3 separate regions of the Homo sapiens genome follow, and all the other regions are linked to region 1. A link is a contact called in ENCODE Hi-C or POLR2A ChIA-PET data. All regions are on one chromosome and are shown on one strand. The core of a region is the stretch at or near the end of the contact, and the rest is flanking DNA. Distances in the headings are between cores, read along the strand shown.

Region 1 (3,099 bases), core at 45-2,544:
CCACCGTGCCTAGTCTATAATAAAGCTTGTTATCCGGTAGCACAAGTTTTCCTCCTCCCACTCCTTCTCCTCTTCTTTTTTTTTCTTCCTCCTCTTCCTCATGAATGCTTGTCTTTGCTCTTCCATAACATTTTGAATTAGCTTGTCAAGTTTCTCACACATACACAGAAATTTATTGAGATTTTGTTGGGAATTGCACTGGCTCTGTAGGTAGGTTTGGAGAGACTTGGCATTTTTCAGTATTGACTCTTCCAATTTATGAACATGTTACATCTTTATTTAGGTCTTCTTCAGTGTCTTCCAATGTTTTCTTCAGGCAGGTTTTGCATTTCTTTGATCGATTTATTCCTAGGTACTTGATATTTGTTTGGAGCTGTTGGAAATGGTATCTTTAAAAAAATTATCTTTTTTACTAGCATATATAAATAAATATTGATTTTTTAAAATATGATTTTTGTATCTATTAACCTTGTTAAAAACTTTTATTGTTAACAGTTTATCTGCAGATTGTTTTGAAGTGCCACAAACAATTTTTTTTTTTTTTTGAGACGGAGTTCTGCTCTTGTTGCCCAGGCTGGAGTGCAGTGGCGCGATATCAGCTCACTGCAACCTCCGCCTCCTGGGTTCAAGCAATTCTCCCGCCTCAGCTCCCCGAGAGGCTGGAATTACAGGCGTCCGCCACCTCGCCCTGCTAAGTTCGTATCTGTAGTAGAGACGGGGTTTCACCATGTTGGCCAGGCTGGTCTCGAATTCCCGACCTCAGGTGATCCTCCCGTCTTGGCCTCACAAACTGCTGGGATTACAGGCATGAGCCAACGGCGCCCGGCCTCCACGTACATAATTACATAATCTATGAAAAAATAATTTTGTTTCTTCCTATTTAATCTTCAATCCTTTTATTTTTCTTGCCTCACTCCACTGGCTAAGGACCTTTGGCTTCAATAATGGGTAGTCTCATCTGTAGCACACTTAATCATCACTAAGCTTTCCCAGCCTCAGGTCAATAGTATTAGGAGGTTGGTTCCTCACCGGAGGGTCGGGAACAAGACGCCAGAGCCCTTCTTCCAGCGCCTGCAGCGAGTTAAGGCCGAGGGTATGCCTCTGGCGGGCTCATCTTCCAACACAGAAGACCCCGCCGCCCTCTCTGGTTGCCGCGCAGCTGCGTCGTTCTGACCCAGGGTAGGTGCAGGGCGGCTGGAAGCACGTGCCGCCGCTTCCTCATTCTGGGACTACATCCCCCACAATGCCGCGCGCCGCGGGCGGCTGGCCCCCGAGTGCGGGAAGGGCCGGCAGGGAGGCGGAGCGGAAGCCGAGTGCGAGGGACGAGCGGAGTAAAATCTCCACAAGCTGGGAACAAACCTCGTCCCAACTCCCACCCACCGGCGTTTCTCCAGCTCGATCTGGAGGCTGCTTCGCCAGTGTGGGACGCAGCTGACGCCCGCTTATTAGCTCTCGCTGCGTCGCCCCGGCTCAGAAGCTCCGTGGCGGCGGCGACCGTGACGAGAAGCCCACGGCCAGGTAATGAGTAAGGGGCGAGTCCGCCAGCCGGGCCCGCACCTCTCGCGCGCCCCTCAGCCTAGCCGGCCGCTCCTCCCCCGCCGCGCCCCCGTCCCCGGTCCCCGCCCCGCTAGGGCCGCTGCTGCGGAAACCCGGCTTAGGAACGGGCCGGCAGCCTCCGGCCGCGGCCGGGAAGGCTCTTTGTCCCTTCCTTTGGGCCGCGTCTCTGCCCCTCCGCGTCTGACAGCCGCGGCGCCTCGGCTCGGGCGGAGAGCCGAGCGTGGCTGGGGCTGCGCGAGTCGAGCGGGGCGGGCTTGGTCCGGAGCTGCGGGATGTAGATCCCGGGCGGCACCGCACTCACTTCTTTTTCTGTTTTTGACAGCTCAGTTCTCTTCTACTTTGGGAGAGAGAGAAAGTCAGATGCCCCTTTTAAACTCCCTCTTCAAAACTCATCTCCTGGGTGACTGGTAAGGATGAACTTAAACTGCCGTGTTGATTGTTGACTGTGACGGTAATGAGAATGGCTCAGCCAGCTAGGGTTCGAATCCTGCCTGGGTTTCTCTCACTGCCTGCCTTGGTGATCTTGGTTACTTAAAGGCTCTAAGCTTGAGTTTTCTCATCCATCAAAACACACACCTGTAAGTGGTTAGAATTAGGAATATAGACCTATAACGTCATTAGTTCTTCATTTGATGAAAAGATCCTTTGTGATACTTTCATTAGCTATGACTGAAGTGACCGAAGTGGCCTCTGGACTTGAGTTTTGTGCTTTTGTTTGTTTAATCATCCTGGGTTGTGTGTTCTTCACTTTATCTTAAACCTAACCAAAGGATTCATTAAAATATGCCGTCTTCCTAATTTTTGCTGTTTTAAGATGGCTGAGAATGTTCTTAGGAAATTGATGACTCTGCTTTTCTGTGGATCAGCTTCAGAGGTACAAGTATTCACCTCTCCCCTCCCCCTCAGGTGTGTCCTTTGGGAATCCTTAGAGGCGCTAAGTGTTTGTTTCGTCAGAGTAGGCATCCAGGTATTTTACAGTCCTGCCTCTGGGCTTCACCATATTTAACCTGGGTCAACTTTTTTCTACATCTGTCTGCATCTTCTCACTGATTAATAATTTCTCACTCTAAAATGTGTTGCAAAAATACTTGTTTTGAGGAAAATGTTTCTATGTTGGTGTTATTTAGTGCAGTGTAGGACAGAGAGTAATGGCTACGGAAATAGGAGTCCTTAGTTTTGTCCTTGCTCTGTCACTATCTGTGTAACCTGAGATTACTTTGTGGTCCTCAATGTCCTCATCTCTAAAATAGTGAATTGGTCTGATTCCAAGGACTCTTCTAGCTCAGACTTTCAATGATAAAGGTTTTTAGAGGTTTTTTTTTAAATGTGGAAACAAAATTTGTGTAAACCCTTTTAGTCATTTGTGTTCTTAGTGTTTCTTCCTGCTTCAGGTCATATAATTCTTTCAAACTACCTTGAAAGAAGGAATACATTTAAGAGAACAAGAAAGCTGCCAGAAATAAGAATCTCTACCAGCCAGTTATCACTCTCTCATGAGCTGCACAGTTTCTCTGCATTTTTGACATGCTTTGTTCTCTTTCT
Region 2 (3,100 bases), core at 233-2,732, 1.2 Mb before region 1:
GCAGGGAGGGCACTGCTCTCCAAGCAGCCCAACCCCTTTAAACTCAAAGTCAGAGCTATATTCTCACAAGGGCTGATGAAACTGAATAGCTAAGGGTAAATGAGGAGGCAGGAGAGGCGAAGAGGAAGGGAAATAAGCTCTTTTATAGAATGCTTTTCTCCTCCTGATTTCACTTGTGTGGGGAAGCATGAAACAACCACTAATCAGTCTTTCCCCCTGATGAGTCGGAAACTTGACAACTGGAGAGTTTTTAAAAAAATGAATGAATAAATATTTCTTCTTTGGGCTTTATTTATGAAGCATGGGCTAAGAGATCCCTTGTGGGCATTTTAAATAACCAGAAGCAAGTCACAGCAGCAGCTAATGGTCAACTGTAAATGCAGTTCTGCTGTGCAGTTGTCGTTCAAAATGTGACAGTATTTAAAAGCTGGGCTGTATATGAGATGAAGGAGTTCAAAGACCCATTGGATGACAGTTCTCATGCTTCTGCAAGTGAAAGAATCATCTGGAACACTTGTTTATGAGGCAGATCCCCGGTCCCTACCCTCTGAGATCTGATCCTATAGATTTGGGCCAGGGCCAAGAACCTGCATTTGAGTCCCTAATTCCAACCTGGATACTCTGGGACAGGACTGCGCTTTGCAAGACAATGCCCTATGCCAGTGGTTCACAAAGTGAGGTCCCCAACCTGGAGCCACAGGAAATTTGTTAGAAATACAGATTCTTAGGCCAACCCCAGAAAGACAGAATCGGGAACTTTGGGGACAGGGCCCAAAAATCTGTTTTAACAAACCTCCAGGTGGTTCTGAAGCCTGCTATAGGTTGATAAACACTGCCCTAAGATTTCTTACAAGCAAGTTGTGCAAACCCTGGAATACTGGCAATTCCAATGCGTAGCCAAGATTTAGAACCACTCTGATGGACACTTCCATTGGAATATGAATGCTAATCTCACTTCTATAACCCTTATTTTTCTGAGCACTCACTTTTTTCAGCCAAGATTAGAGTTAATAAGGTGAAGGGGAAAGAATGTGGGTTTTGTTTCAGGTAAACGACTCAAGCCTGGTCCCAAGTTGAACCCTCCCTGAACCTCAGTATTTTCATCTGTGAAATGGAAGGAATGCTGCCCACCCCACAATGGTGCTGTGAAGAGTAATGAGACAGTATCTGGGAAAACACTTAGCCAGTGGCTGGCACATTGTAGAAACTTGATTTTTCTGTCTCTCTCTACAATATTTTTTAGTTTAATTGGGGTCTGGAATGAGATTCTTAATTTTTATAGGAATATAGCTTAAGGGTTTGCTCTCCAGAGAGCATCAAAAGACTCATTTTAAAATTCATCTCTTGTTTTAGGGTAAATGTCTGAAGAGCTCAGTGAGCACTCTTGATGTTAAAGATGACTGGTAGCCTTAGTATAGAAGCAGCTCTAATTTAGCATGGCCTGGTTCCACTTTGTAACCAGAGTCACTTTCTCTTCTGGGACATCACTGATGTCTCAGTAATGGGCAAAAACCTTATTATATTAGGCACTTTGCACAAGCATTTCACTTCCTTAATTGGTCACCATTGCTTATTAAATGCCAGGCCAACTTCCAATACAGTTTGGTGACAGAGGCCTGTCATCAACTGTTATAAAGAAATGACTTCTTGTGTGTGTACTGGTCAGCTTGTAATTCAGTTGGTTGGAAGATCAGTCAATATTGTATATTTATAAAAGAGTAGATTCAGTAACCACTTTGGCATGAAGCATGCTGCCTGTGTTTTATATTTTATATAATACATAGTAGTTCTATTGACTCTAAATAAATACTTGACAATGACTGTTTTAATAGATTCCAAAGATGGAATGTCCACAAACACATCATTTGTAGGGCAAAGCTGACACAAATCACATTTGTGGGAGTAAAGTGGGAACTCATCCCTGTGCAATGGTCAAATGCTCCACATATTTTTGTTAGGATGGAAGGGTGTTTAGTAAGGTCCTTCATGTAATCAAGACCTGTCCTGGTGTGCAGCCATAGAAGCCAATTTGTTTTACTTCTGGTACACTGACCAGCATCCCTTAGGACAGGAAGAGATGGATATACCCAAATTGCATTGCCACCTAGTACTTCGGCAAACACTTACTGAGGACCTGCCAGGTGCAAAGCACATTTACATGCATGACCTCATCTAAGGCTCACAAACAGTTATCACCATCTCCTTTTTACAGATGAGCAATTGAGATGCAAAGACATGAAGGCATTGGATAAACGTCATGCAACCCATATTGGTTTCATTTACCCTAGAAGGGATTTCTTGCTTTCAGTTGTATTTACCCTAGAAGGGATTTCTTGCTTTCAGTTGCTGGTTTGCTTATTCATTCATCTAGTCATTATTCATCTATGGTTTATCATAGCGAGGCAACATTGTTTACTCTCATATCTCCTAAAACAATTTTAGAAACCTACATATCCTCTTGAACCTTTTTCAGATGAGACTTCAAGTTTCCCTTCCCGTGTTAAAATAGTTGCAAAGATGTAATTATGGCACGTAGTCAATATTGACACTTTACAACAAAATGTTAATGAATGCATTTCTATATGGCCAAAGGAATATAGATACCAATTATATTTTTCCATTATCCAAAGGAATATAGATAGAAATGATATATTTATCATCTAAAATTTTAAAATACATGAATGATCTTTTAATAGAACTTTTTTCCTTGAACTCATATTTCCATTTCATTTCCCCAATATTACCTCATTTTTAAGGGACCTCACGCTTAAAAATATGTTATCATTCTATTATAATTCTGTGTAGTAATAATATTAGTCAAATTAATTTTTTTAATTTGCTATAATCTTAAGACTTTAGATGTTAAAATTTTTCTTCTGGATTGGCTTATCATTAAAATTATGAAGAAATTATTCAGAACAACATAAATATGACAACTTTAGACAATGCAGCATAAAATCAGGAGAGGTATACTTTTTTTTTGAACACAGAAAGCAAGATGGGAAAAAAGAATGTTTCTCATGATATCTCCCTGCAGGCATGTTCTGAGGCCAATCTTATTAGGAAAGAGTACATGTGGAAGTCTGGGATATGGAAATTA
Region 3 (2,806 bases), core at 298-2,797, 1.4 Mb after region 1:
ATCATCAGACAAATCCCAGTGGAGACATACTCTACAAAATACTTTACCACTACTCCTCAAAGCTCTCGAGGTCATCAAACACAAGGAAAGCCTGAGAAACTATTACAGCCAAGAGGAATCTAAGGAGACATGGCAACCAAGATAATGTAGAACCCCACATGGAGTCCTGGAACGGCAAAAGGACACTAAGGAAAAGCTAAGGAAATCTGAATGAAGTATAGATTTTAGTTATTAATACTGCAACAGTACTGGTCTATTAATTGTGACAAAAGTATACTAAGGTAAGATATTGACAATGGGAAAACCACTTGGGGCATATGGGAATTTTTTGTACTATCTTCACATCTTTTCTCTACCTCTAAAACTATTCTAAACTTAAAAGTTGTTTTGTGTTGGGGGCTGTGATTAAAATAAGTAAAGTTGGACAAACATTGAGCAATACCTAAGCAGATGATCTCTAAGCTTTTTACTAGCTTTAAAGGCAATGTTTTGGGAAGTATTTTTAATAGGCATGTTGTATTAATTAATTATTGTGCTTTTCTTATTATTTGTAATTGAGACTACTGGGCCACTAAAGTGCATGAGTTCAGAAGTAGTTAGGGAAGTTATGGAAACCATTCATTCATTTATTCAACAATAAGTATGTGCTCTGTATTATGTCTTCAAAAAATATTTACTGTTAATGCATGAGCGAAAGGATTCTACATCTCCCTAATTTTGTTTTGTCTCAAAATCATTTGAATAAAATGTAGTATTTTCCAAGGAAAAAAGACAATGTAGAAGGAGCAATAAATCTACAGTAAGAAAATCTAGATATAAGTATGAGCTCAACTATTTTTGCCCCTAGGGTAAGTCAGTCATCTGTCTTCAATCTTATTTTCCTTAGTCGTCCAACAAGGTTAATAAATCCCCTGCCTACCTCACAGGGTTATTTTGTTGTGAGAAGAAACATATATTAAAGTGATTTACAAATGTGGAAGTGTTATATAAAATAAGGGGGTTATGACAATCTAATGATAACCAGAATTCTCTGGTTCTTCTCGGAATCAGAATGGACTCCAGGCTGGTTAAGACTTGGTCTTCTGCCTGCTGAACCAATGCTTGGATTTGCTAAGGGGTCCATGAACCAGAGTCAGTATCTCCTAATAACTTATTAGAATTGTAGAATCTCAGGTCCCATTAAATCAGAAACCCACTAAATCAGAAACTGTGGGGGTGGGGCCCAGCAATCTGTTTTATTAAATAATTAATTTGTTTGTTTTTGTGGAGACTGAGTCTCAGTATTCTAACCAGGCTGGTTTTGAACTCCTAACCTCAAGCAATCCTCCCACCTCAGCCTCCCAAAGTGTTGGGATTACAGGCATTAGCCACTGCGACGGACTCAACTCAAGTGTTTTACCAGTCCCTCCAGGACACTCTGACACTGCTGAGGTTTAGAACCACTTCCCTCAAGGGTGTGTCCCATTCATGTGGCCCCACCCCTCCAGCTGGCTCCCTGTCCAGCCAGAATGTTGTCTTGCCCTTGTTTCCTCCAAACCCCCTTCACATCCATTGACACCTGGCTAAGTCTCACACAAGTCATCTGAGAGAGAGGAGAAACAGTACTGTTAAAAGGATGTGGGAGGTCCATGACTTGCTAAACCTCAGCCTGAGTTAACTAGCTACAGCAAGACCCACAGATCTCGCTTCCTACAACATGGGTATTTTCCCCAGACTGGGAAGTTCTTAGCCGCGAAGAGAAATCCAGCACCTGCGGAGACCACACACTGCACATTTTACAAAAGAAACCAAACTCCCACATCCTGTCCTTCTGACCCCTAGCATCTGTCAGACAAAGGTGTCTTATCTGTGGGTCAGAAAAGGCAGTCATCTAATATAAAGATCTATCTACACCTAGCTACACACACCCAGGAAAATAAGACCTCTGGATGCCACAAACAAGTGGGGCTTCCAGGCCCTTAATCAAGGAACAAATGATGCAGAACTCAAAGTAACAAACAAGCTGGAATGTTATTTTGCCCCACGCGATCAAAGACTAGAAAAACAGGAATTACAAGTCAGAAGTATGATGCATTGGCAGGTGTGCATGAAGAAGGCCAGGCAGTCCTTTTTCTGAGCCATGTTTAGGCCAAAGTCTTTCCTTTTTGACACCCTATTATTGGTATCATTCCTTAATGACACACACACAAAACAAAATTAAAGAAGACACTGGCCCAGAGAAAGACTGAGCTGAAAACCTAATTAGGGTGGAGTTTTACACTATGTTTGTGTATATGTATGTTTATAAGGTAAAAGAACTGCTAGTACAAACACAACGCCTCTCTAAAGAGGCTGGGCTTGTTGTGCCTCATGAGGCTGATCATTATTTCCCAGGCAAAATTCATATATAAATCACATACATACAAATTTATGTCAACAAATAATCATTTTTTTATTTACCGCCACTTTGCTTATTCCCCATTCACAGTCTTCTGGAAAATATATGAAAAACATCCCCTAAGTGACTAATACATAAGATAAGCAATACACTGCCACACAGGCAAATTCAGCTTAAGAGACTGAATTTGCATGAGCCATCACAATGCCTGTTTGCAGACACTCTAAATCTGTATTCACAGGTCATCTACATTATCTCAAATTTTTATGGTAATTTTTCCTGTTTCCTATCATCCCTCCTTCCCACAGTGTACACACAGAAATCTTCCAATCATACAACATTTAATTTTTGTATTTGACTACCAGTTGAACTGATTAACACATATTCCCTTGCTCAAAACATTCTGTGGCTCTCCAATGGCCAGAGGAT

Evidence for each region. A loop is a pair of places that touch in the nucleus more often than their neighbours do. ChIA-PET counts read pairs that join two places held with the same protein, here RNA polymerase II (POLR2A). Pooled maps may share reads with other maps.
Region 2: a map with no recorded cell type shows a loop between it and region 1 (12-fold over the local background). The contact joins the enhancer-like site here to the promoter of CCDC126 in region 1. A Hi-C loop is called at or near these places in 2 of 37 single-sample maps with no recorded cell type and 5 of 50 pooled maps.
Region 3: a loop to region 1 is called in a map of GM12878, with 4 times the contacts of the local background. The contact joins the enhancer-like site here to the promoter of CCDC126 in region 1. A Hi-C loop is called at or near these places in 2 of 168 maps with a recorded cell type or tissue (CD8-positive, alpha-beta T cell and GM12878), 3 of 37 single-sample maps with no recorded cell type and 5 of 50 pooled maps. POLR2A ChIA-PET finds 5 or more read pairs at or near these places in 1 of 52 experiments (GM10248).

Annotation. Positions count from the first base shown.
Region 1 is chr7:23,596,088-23,599,186 of GRCh38, forward strand. It overlaps CCDC126 (coiled-coil domain containing 126), which reads left to right and starts at 1,295. Exons shown (of 4, transcript NM_138771.4): 1 at 1,295-1,518; 2 at 1,880-1,964. LOC105375187 (a long non-coding RNA gene) reads right to left here and starts at 1,238. Exons shown (of 2, transcript XR_927098.2): 1 at 1,030-1,238. RefSeq lists a silencer at 1,537-1,776.
Region 2 is chr7:22,445,699-22,448,798 of GRCh38, forward strand. The region is part of intron 4 of STEAP1B (STEAP family member 1B); the gene reads right to left. Among named protein-coding and RNA genes, the nearest start is that of STEAP1B, 53 kb to the right of the region's middle. RefSeq lists enhancers at 2,318-2,367, 2,378-2,447. Within about 2 kb of position 1,483, at least 2 of the 41 ENCODE cell types and tissues checked have a DNase peak (open chromatin) inside an H3K27ac peak, as active enhancers do.
Region 3 is chr7:24,964,469-24,967,274 of GRCh38, forward strand. All of the region lies in intron 1 of OSBPL3 (oxysterol binding protein like 3), which reads right to left. Among named protein-coding and RNA genes, the nearest start is that of OSBPL3, 14 kb to the right of the region's middle. RefSeq lists an enhancer at 1,709-1,868. Within about 2 kb of position 1,548, at least 11 of the 41 ENCODE cell types and tissues checked have a DNase peak (open chromatin) inside an H3K27ac peak, as active enhancers do; they include CD8-positive, alpha-beta T cell and GM12878, where a contact is called at or near this core.